4 separate regions of the Mus musculus genome follow, and all the other regions are linked to region 1. Evidence: chromatin loops called from intact Hi-C (ENCODE). Cell type or tissue: gastrocnemius. All regions are shown on one strand.

The links. A loop is a pair of places that touch in the nucleus more often than their neighbours do. Peaks named below come from ENCODE experiments on the same cell type or tissue, not always from the same donor. Only the 100,000 strongest peaks of a DNase experiment are listed, where the experiment ranks them.
Region 2: it touches region 1 in a loop (2.4-fold over the local background); 16 of 42 quality-filtered maps call a loop at or near these places.
Region 3: it touches region 1 in a loop (3-fold over the local background); 11 of 42 quality-filtered maps call a loop at or near these places.
Region 4: a loop joins it to region 1, with 2.2 times the contacts of the local background. A loop is called at or near these places in 16 of 42 quality-filtered maps.

What each region holds. Positions count from the first base shown.
Region 1 is chr14:118,909,539-118,912,038 of GRCm38, forward strand. It overlaps Dzip1 (DAZ interacting protein 1), which reads right to left. Exons shown (of 22, transcript NM_025943.3): 7 at 1,804-1,965; 8 at 1-33. Among named protein-coding and RNA genes, the nearest start is that of Dzip1, 15 kb to the right of the region's middle. In gastrocnemius, a CTCF peak has its summit at 1,244 (motif pointing right); a DNase peak (open chromatin) is centred at 1,265; H3K4me3 peaks cover 606 bases; H3K27ac peaks cover 1,003 bases.
Region 2 is chr14:118,976,201-118,978,700 of GRCm38, forward strand. Dnajc3 (DnaJ heat shock protein family (Hsp40) member C3) reads left to right here. Exons shown (of 12, transcript NM_008929.3): 11 at 510-658; 12 at 1,827-2,500. The coding sequence ends at 1,984. Among named protein-coding and RNA genes, the nearest start is that of Dnajc3, 40 kb to the left of the region's middle. In gastrocnemius, no CTCF peak of the experiment used is centred here; no DNase peak of the experiment used is centred here.
Region 3 is chr14:119,025,022-119,027,521 of GRCm38, forward strand. It overlaps Uggt2 (UDP-glucose glycoprotein glucosyltransferase 2), which reads right to left. Exons shown (of 39, transcript NM_001081252.2): 27 at 1,401-1,590. Among named protein-coding and RNA genes, the nearest start is that of Gm16835, 73 kb to the right of the region's middle. In gastrocnemius, a CTCF peak has its summit at 1,060 (motif pointing right); DNase peaks (open chromatin) are centred at 1,054 and 2,317.
Region 4 is chr14:118,985,597-118,988,096 of GRCm38, forward strand. Uggt2 (UDP-glucose glycoprotein glucosyltransferase 2) reads right to left here. Exons shown (of 39, transcript NM_001081252.2): 39 at 1-1,317. The coding sequence ends at 1,295. Among named protein-coding and RNA genes, the nearest start is that of Dnajc3, 49 kb to the left of the region's middle. In gastrocnemius, CTCF peaks have their summits at 1,256 (motif pointing right) and 1,874 (motif pointing left); a DNase peak (open chromatin) is centred at 1,249.

The DNA.
Region 1 (2,500 bases):
CTGGATGTTAGACTTCTGTATTTCTAACAACTGCTATGGATGAAAAGAATCACCAAGAGAAACGTCAGACATTGACTTAACGGCAACAGCGAAGAAGCCAGAAGCACAAAGCCGCGTTCAGCCATCCCTCTCCCTCCGGACACCCCTTGCCTGTCTCCTCCGCTTTGCTCTTTTTCTACCAGTCTCTGATCTTTGATATCTCCACCAGAATGTGGAAAAAATGGGAAGGAGACTCATGTTTTTTTAAAATGGTTTGTTACTGGGAGCCAGGGTATGCCCATGTCCATGTCAGAGGACAACCGTAGTCCAGTCTCACTTTCTGCCTTTCTGCGCATTTCAGGGACTGAGAGCGGACTGAAGCCGGCTTGCACACAGCTGCTTTACTCGCTGGCCATCTCTCTGCCCCCTCACCCACTCCCCAAGCCAACCTCTGACCTCTGACGATGGGTCTTTAAATTCTTGACAGAAACATCTGTGAGAGGAACTGGGTATATCTCCTCTTTCTGTTTATTTTTTTTAAGGCAGATCTTGCTGCCTTGGCCCAACTGGACTTGAACTCTGGCTGACCCCGCCTCAGCCTCCCAGTGCTGGATTGCAGGGGTGTATCACCACGCCTGTGACACTTCTGAGAAGTTACGATATTGCAATAGAAGACGAACACTGCCCAGAGGCCATACCAGTAAATCCACCAGGGATATAAATGTTTTAATTTCCCTAAAGTTAATTATGGAAAAAAAAATCTCAGACAACAACAGGCGATAAAGTTAACATCACGGACATTATACCACTACTTCGTTGTCCGTTCACTGCAACCGCTGAAAGTGCAAAGAAACTTCTCCGTACAGAAGTTCCTTCCTACCAATACTACAGCTCCGGGTGGCAAGGCCAAAGTGAAAGCCTTAGACCACGGAGACCATGTGTGACCTTGGTACAATTCGACGAAGCGACACACTGTCTCCGAGATCCACTCCACAGAAACGCTGACTAATCACGTTACCCTGTCACTAGTCAGATGAACCCCAGCAACGGGACTTGCCATACAAACAACCCGCACTTCAGATCTTTAGCTTCCACAACAACAAGGCTGACAAACTATCCCCGGCCACAGAAAAGCCTAAGGAGTCGGAATGACCCACTGTAACATGGCGTCTTGGACGAGATCCTGAGCAGGAAAGGAAAATAAATAAAAGGATTCTGGTGTTGTGTTTAGTTTTGCTTCTGAAACTCGTCCGCCCCTAGAGGGAGCCCAAGGATCGACCTCATTTCCCTCCTTTTCTCCTCAGGAACTGGATCAGCACAGAGGATGTGGAGGTGTCTGTGGACCACAGCTGTTCCCACACGGCACAGGGCCCCCTTGCCGGTTCCTGCTTACTTTAGAGACCCGATCCTCCTCAAAGGTCAGGTGTGGACCGAGGAGAGGGCTAGCAAATACTCTTCCTCTTCTGCTGCCTTGGTGATCTGTATCAGCCTTTCCACCCACTACTTGGAACATTCTAGAATTCGTTCAAGGGTTTGTGGTTTAAGGCTATTTAAACCTAACCAGGTGAGGAAGTTTCCTCTTGGGTGGAACAGATACACCCACAGGGGTTCTGTTCTAGGGTCTGGGGACAGACCACCCACTCACAACAAAACAGTCTCGCTCACCTGCTCTACCTCCTCAGCGCCTCTTGCGACCTGGGATGCCCGGGGAGGAGGGGTGGTGTATACTTGGCATGTAAACGACCTGACCCCTGGCTATGATGCCATGCTAACACCCATCTTAAAGCAAGCGATCCTATGAAGACGTCTAGGTTGCATACTTACATATTCTAATGCTGAGTTCTTAGAAGTTAACTCTTTAAATTCCCTCATAAACATCCCCTTGACCTTCTCCATCTCCTCGAGTAACTTCTCCTTCTCCTCCTCTTTCCATCTGTCAAACAGCTTCAGAAAGTCTTCCTCTTTTGATTTCTGCATTTCATAGTCCTGAAATTATTTTAGCATTATGTCACTAGGGGCTCTGGATATAACACATGTGCAAATTTTTTAAACAAATCATAGCTTCACCCCAAATCTGTTAGTATTTCTTCTGTGAATTAGACCTGTAGTAACACTCTCCAAAGCCACTGGCCTATACACAGTGATTCTTCCCTACCAAAGCACAGATGGGGAGCAGGCAGATGGCTCAGTGGGTAAAGAACACACCCACGCCCACATACATGTGCTCAATAAATAAATGCAAGTAAACAGAAACAAACAAACCACATTTGGAGCCTGGCGCTCCGGCTTGGTGGTTAACAGTGCTTGCTGCAGAAGCGTGAGGATCTGAGGTCAAATCCCCAACACCAATGTATACACCCAGCATGGCCCCATACGAGCTTACAACCCTGTGCTGTGCGAGTCACAAACAGGAGCACTGCTGAGGCCTGAGGGCATTCAGCCTTAACCAGGTTCAGTGAGAGATATTGTCTCAAAGGAATAAGGACTCCAGCCCATACGAGTATGCATACATACATGCAAC
Region 2 (2,500 bases), 67 kb after region 1:
TTTTAGCTCAGTGATAGTGGACTTGCCTTGCATACAATTCTCAGTATTTGCCCCCACCCATCCCTATGGCCCAAAAAGGAAGGAAAAACAAAGTTGACTGTCTAGAACAGTATGCTAAGTTTTTGATCTTTGACTTACATCTTTGGAATTTCTAGAAAAAGAAGGCTGTGTACAGTCAGGTCTCCCTCCCTCCCTCTCTCCCTCCCTCTCTCCCTTCCTCCCTGTCACACACACAGAGCTTATAGTATTTGTTTGTTGTGCTGTGATGAACCTCAGGTTGATATATATGCAAGGCAAGCTCTCTACCACTGAGTTCTGAAACAGGTCTATCAGCACAGCTCTTGTGTGTGTGTGTTTTGTTTTGTTTTGTTTTTTAATGAAAAGAAATTGGACCCTTTCTCTTCTACATGAGTTTGGGAATCCTCAGGTACATGGTGTAGTAAAAAGAATATTGAATGTGGAATACTTTTTTCTTGACAATTAACTAAATAATTTCCTCCATCCTTTAGAAATGCCAAAAAACAAGAAATCATTAAAGCATACCGAAAGTTAGCACTGCAGTGGCATCCAGATAATTTCCAGAATGAAGAAGAAAAGAAAAAAGCAGAGAAAAAGTTCATTGACATAGCAGCTGCTAAAGAAGTCCTCTCAGACCCAGGTACCTTTGCTCTTGAAGTGGTGCAGTGAGTGAGCCTCTCTGCCTGTTCCCATCCCAGGCAGGGGGCCAATGATGTGTGGAGTGGCATGGGCGAGCTGGAGGGCTGTGGGTGCTGCTGAGTGCTGTGGTCTCACCAGCCTCTTTCTGCCTCAGTGTGAGAACTCTCAGAGAAATGGTGTAGTGGAAAGAATAGTGAATATGGAATATGTTTTCTTTCTTGATCAAGCTCCTCTCACTTCTTAGGTTTTTTATTTTTGCAATCATGTGAAAGAACAACACTGAACATAACACACAAATTTCTTAGACTCCTGTTAGCTTTCTTGGTACTAAATTTCTAAGTGTCTCAGGAGCTTGGTGAGGAACCCAGTACGTCAAGCTGGCTTACAAAAGATGAGAGGAGCCTAGATCATCAGCAGGGCCTGTTGTGCCTCCGTGGACGTTAGCAGCAGTCTTGCTCCAAGTCACGTGAACAGACATTCTGGTTGACAAGTATGTGAAGGAGACAGGCTAAGGATTCGTCCATACTGCTCTTCTGTGCCTTTGCTATGCATGGGGGTGGGCATTCTAATTTCAGCTAGAAAGGTTTAACAATGAGGAAATCAAGTTTTGCCTCTTGAGCAAATCTTTTCTGTGTATCCATTTATATACTACAGCATTGAAATGCCTTTTGTCCCTAGTTGTACTCTAGTAAGCACTTTGTTATTGAACACAGTAGGTGTTGGTCTGCTTTTCAGATGCAAAGGGCATTGCAAATTGTAGTGCTGTGTACTTGTAGAGCAGAGCCAGGCTCCTCCTTAGGAATTTGGAGGTGTTAAGGGCGTCCTGTCCCCTCCCACCAATCTTGAGAGTGCCTCATTGTGTTCTTCACGTGTCTACATTTCGGGAGGAAACAGCCTTATGGAATGTTGTGTTCCACCTGTTGGCCAGATAGCTCCAGGAAGCTCCTTAGTTAGTTTGTGGAGGGGACTCAGTGAGGCTCTTGCCTGATGGACTTCATCTGGGTGTAAGAGTTGTGACGAGCTGCTCGGTGCCCAGCATGACTTTGGGAGTTGTCTTTGCAATTGCTTTCTACAAGATGGGAATGAGAAGGTATGGATTTGAGTATTAAAGCCTCGTACCCATATCTTAGATTAATATGTGGGACTTAACTTGCTGTTTTCTTTTCTAGAAATGAGAAAGAAGTTTGATGATGGAGAAGATCCTCTTGATGCAGAGAGTCAACAAGGAGGTGGTGGCAACCCCTTCCACAGAAGTTGGAACTCATGGCAAGGGTTTAACCCCTTCAGCTCAGGCGGACCGTTCAGATTTAAGTTCCACTTCAATTAAACCAGCTATTTTACTGCTCCTCTTCTTTATTATTATTTTTAACATTAAAAACAAATTTTGTTTGGGATTCTAATGGAAACAAAATGGAACAAATCTTTTAGTTTGTCCATGACCAAAGAGTTGTTTTAAAGAAAAAAAGCTGAGCTTATTGTAGACTTAAGGTTGATGGGCCTGTCAAGGTGGGAAGCAAGGAGCTAACCGTATTTCTGACGAAGCAGCCTATACTAATTTGTGACTTCTGGGAGAAGTGGTCTGAGATACTTATCCTGTGGAGGTGTTCAGAAAAGCGTTAAATAGACATTGATAACCCTGGAGCAGACAGATTCTATGCAGGCTGTGTATTAACCGTGAGGAGGAGCTGTGATCTTTGGTGGATTGTGTCTCAGTATTCTTAAAGGAGTGTGGACAGCTGAGCTTCATTTTTGGAGGAACAGTTATGCTTAGACTTTGGTCAGTCCATTCACTTGCAAGTATTTCTGTACCAGTGTCCTCAGCTCTCACTGCAGGAGGGGAGAC
Region 3 (2,500 bases), 120 kb after region 1:
GCTTTCATCTTTAGTAAATGGAAAAATTATGTATATATCAATTGTTTGTTTAAAAATAAAGTTATGATTTATTAGTAATAAATGCTGGATTTATATACCAATTTTATAGTACATGGATCCAGGCCCATGTAAAATTTCCTTACGTGTAAATGGGTCATGAGTGGAAAAACTTAAGAAGTCTTGGCAATGAGAACCCAGAATTAACCCAACATGGCTTCTGACCTGCTTTTGGCAAAGATAGCCAAATATCCACTACAGAAAAGATAGTAGCCTCTTCAACAAATTGTAACAAGAGAATTAGGTCTCCTGATGCAGAAGTTATAACTAAAGTTCTATTTTTCACTCTGCACAAAAACAAATTAAAAAGGATCAAAGTCCTTACTATATGAGTCGATACTCTGAAATGGATATAACAGTATGGAGAGATGGTATCAGCAGACAGGCACTCCAGATAAAGACCTCCCATAGCTGAGGAATTCATCTCCAGATGTGACAAATGGGATTCAATGACATTTGAAAAGGTGATCAGCAAAGGAAGCAACTGAGTAAAAGACAAAATCTTTGCTAACTGTACAATTTACAGAGGATTAAAGTCTAGAATAAAGAATTGGACAAAATCCTAAATACCCAAACATGAAACAATCACATCAGTACATGGGCTGATGAAGTAAGTATGCAATACTGGAGCGATTAGTACACATAGCCAGTAAACATGAGAGATGCTCAGCATCCTAGCCATTGGGAGAGGCACATAGAAACTATGATGCTCTATCTTACCCCAGTGCAACGCTTTCCATACAGAAAATAGACAAGGGATGTTGGTGGGAAGCTGGGGCAGCTGTATTTAGGTAGCGTGGTATAAATTCAGCTGTGGAGCTACTCTGGAACCCCATAGGAAGAGCCCTCAAAATGCTAGCAACAGAATGCCCATGGGACCCAGCCTCTGAGTATGTATATGTCAGAGAAAGCCTGAAGACAACATCACAGACATATTTGCACATCTGCATTTACTGCAGGCTGCTCACAATGAGCCAAATTACAAGTCAGTCTGTGCATTCGCCAACAGAGGGCGCCACGGGGAGAGCTATGAACAGGAATGATACTATGTCATCACAACGGAAGGCCTCATGTTAAGTGAAATAAATCAGGCTCACAAAGACAAATGTTTTTTCTCATTTGTGGTTTCTACATTTCTATACACACCTAAAATTATTATACATGTAATATATGTACATACACGCATGGCTTGAAAGTAGAAGTAAGAATGGAGAAAGGAGTAGTGTGGAGTGTAGTGTGAGGAGAAAAGAGTAGGGCGGCTCCTGGTCTGTTAAAGCTGTTGTCAGTGAGTAGGCACATGTGGGGACCAGCGAGCATTTCAGCTACCTCCCACAATAACTTACATCTTTTAAGTTAATATTATCAAGGTCACAGTTGCTATGTACTGTTTCAACCAGCCATCCTTCTGGGGTGATCATGTTGAGAGTCAGAAGGTGGGACTCTGGGATGTCCAGGAACTTTGCCACTGGCCCATGAGAAGGACGATTGTTAGGCCCTGATGTCAGCTCTGGCTCCAGAACAAAACGGTAAAAGCTGTTAAAAAAGCACAAAGAAATATTGTAACTAAAATTAAAATGATTATTTATTCCTCAAATATTTTAAAACTGCCAATGGCTTAACATACATAACTATAAAAACTTAAATTAAAAGTTACATATATACTATATGCTACAAGAGCTAAGAGATTATTTTATATGAATATATATATTGTATTATATATTTTATCCTTTAAAATTGAGCTGAGTTAGAGTATCTGTGCTAATTTCTGCAGCCCTCCACATTTGTTCTCAGTCCACATTTTGGCTTTTTTATGAGCTCCTACCACTACAAAGAGGAACAATGAGAGCCAGAAAATGAGTAAAATTCAAATGGAAATTTGATACTAACTTTAAAAATTCAACTAAAATCAAACAAATGGGGTGGAGTAAAATGCACCTGCTCAGATCATTAGACATAACTGTACATTTATTGTATGTTATAGCCTCAGTCTTCAAATACTCACGAATAGTATGAGCCAATATCAGAACATAAAAATGATTGTTTCAATTCTCTTATATTTACAATCGTGTTAAGCTCAAACTCATAGTGTGAAGTCTATATTTTCACTATTCAGCTGCTATTTTGACTTTTCTTAAAATGTACTTTTAACTAAGAGTAAAAATTGTGTGAGCCTTGCTGCAGCTCTCAAGAGAGAGGCTCTGTAGCTCACGCTGTTGTGATGCTGTGGGAATAAGGACTGCAGTGCCCTCTAGTGGTAGGCTGAAAAATACCCCAGTTGCCTGCCACTAAGGGCATCTCTAGTGTACTTCATCTGAGGCCCTGACCTGAGCCAGAGAGAGAAAGATAACAAGGGATAAACGAGCCTGCTTAACTTAAATTGCAGACATTATTCAGTTAATTTGGCCACATTTGGCTGGCCCAACCGTTACTCCAGGAGAATTTA
Region 4 (2,500 bases), 76 kb after region 1:
CTCCTCATAAGGGAGGAGCCCAAAGCAATGTGGGAAAGTGTCCATGGACTGAAATCCTGAGTGAAAAACCCTTTCTTCCGTAAACTGTTTATTTTGGATAGTCTGTCACAGAGAATGGGTAAATATGTGTATTTTTCAAGTTCTCTATAGGCTATACCATCAGATACTCAGGATTACAATCTTAATTCTGAAGAGCTGAAAGAAGCCAAGGCACAGAGAACTGCCTCAGTATGGAATTTGTGTACGAACCTGTCCTGAGATGAGCCGGCCCATCTCTAGGTGAGGAACTGGGCAGCCACCAGGCTCTATGAGCTGTTTCTCAAGGATCTGGAGAGCTTTTTAAACAGGAGGAGGAATTCCCGTGGTTACATGGGACCTGTCAGAGGTGTCCATTCTTTTCCTACTGCAACATGATGCTGCATCTCCTGCCATGCTGGGCCTTAGTCAGAATTATCCCTGGGATGTATACAGCCCAGCACACACATGTAGCCAAGGGGCTACAGGTTATACATCTAGATCACACTTGGGCGGGTGACATTTAAAAGATACTGAGGTATGTTTTAGTCCCAAGATGCTATAAATATAGAGTATTTGAGTAGTTTAAAAATATTTAGTATTCCTATTTATTTACTTAAACACAGCAGGGAAAACTTTTACTTAGTTTCTATAGGCATACACAGTTTAACGTCCTTTACCCTATTTCTGTGAAATATATATCTAGTCCTTTTAAATAAACATACAGTATGGCTTATGCCTACCAAACATCCAGAAGAACATAAATATAGCACAAGATTAAAATCTATGACTTAAGATAAATGATTACAGTGCAATATGACTTCCATTTAATGATTGTTAAAGTATAAAATGGGCTTGCTTTTAAATAATTCAGAGAAAGCTATGAGTTCTTTTTCTTAAAAAGTACAAATTTCTGTAATTTTAAATGCATTTTTTGAGTAAGGAAATATAGGTGTACTTGAAGCTGGAATACTAAACCAACAAGGACCTTCAAAAACCTTCAAGGACATCTGAGAACATCAAATTAGCTGGTGAAAACAGCAACAACAACAACAATAGCAGCAGCGGCGGCGGCGGCGGCACCTTAAGTGCTGGTAAAAGGACTAGTCCACCAATCACATAAATGAGGTTATTTACAACTTTCCATGTGTTTAAATAAAGCTTATGAGCAGTCAACCTCATGACAACAACGTGAATGAAATGGCCTACTAGTCGTGGCAGTTCCACAGGTCTCCAGCAGGTGGCGGATTTTTATCACGTTTCATCTTCTGGACCCGCGCTAGAGTTCATCATGAACTGAATCTGCAGGGAATGGAAAGCTGACTTAGTATTTGAAATCTCAAAATACAGAATTACCTAAAATGTCAGCAAGGAATATAAAACGTTTAAATTTTGACAGATAATCTTGCTTATTAATGTATTATCTATATGTTGTCATTCACTGTGGGGATAGCTCTTTGTACATTTGGTACCCATTCTGATGCACCATAAACATGTCTTTTTAACCACCTATAAATGTGAATGTACACAAGCCTATGGAAGTGAATACACACACACACATGTATACACACACACACACACACACACATATATATATATACACACACACATATATATGTAATTAGCATTTTGTGAAATCAAATTAAAATACTATAATCAAATAAGACAAGATTAAAACCCCATACTACTTAAAATTAAGTATACTAGACAGAGGTCTTTAAGAATACAGGTAGGGGCTGGAGAGATGGCCCAGTGGTTAAGAGCACCGACCGCTCTTCTGAAGGTCAAATCCCAGCAACCACATGGTGGCTCACAACCATCCGTAATGAGCTCTGACGCCCTCTTCTGGTACATCTGAAGACAGCTACAGTGTACTTAGATAATACAGGCAGATTATGCACCATGCACAAAGTGCCTGCCATTACTATGATGGAAGTACAAAACTAAGGTATCTATGGTCCTTTTCTAACACAGGAGGACAGAGCATTCACACTCACACCAGGTACCATACAGATGCAGGTTCAAGTCTAATGAAGACGCTATAGCCCCAAAGGTCTCCTGTCGTCCATACTGTTAAGCTGTCACATACTCTAACTGGCTAAAGGAGGTCAGAACAAAGTGATACTTTGTAGGCAAAGTCAAAATATTAAATGCAGCCTGATCTTTAATTTGACTTTCTTTAAATTCCACTTAATTCCATTCCCAAGATGATAAATAGAAGAGAATAATAAAAGGATTAATAAAATAGGCACAAGATGCTTTGGGGCAGAGTTCCTAATGATCATCTTGATCTAGAAAACACCTGTGCTGACATAGACACATCAGTCAAGAACACACGGCCAGGGTGCTGATGGTGGCGTGGGGCGCTCAACAGAGAACCTCAGCAGACGTCAGCCAGCGAAGTGATGAGTGCAGAGGGTCTGCGCTAAACTCAGACCTATCACTACCCACCAATCTTTCTACATCAGAGAGAAACTGGGAGGCA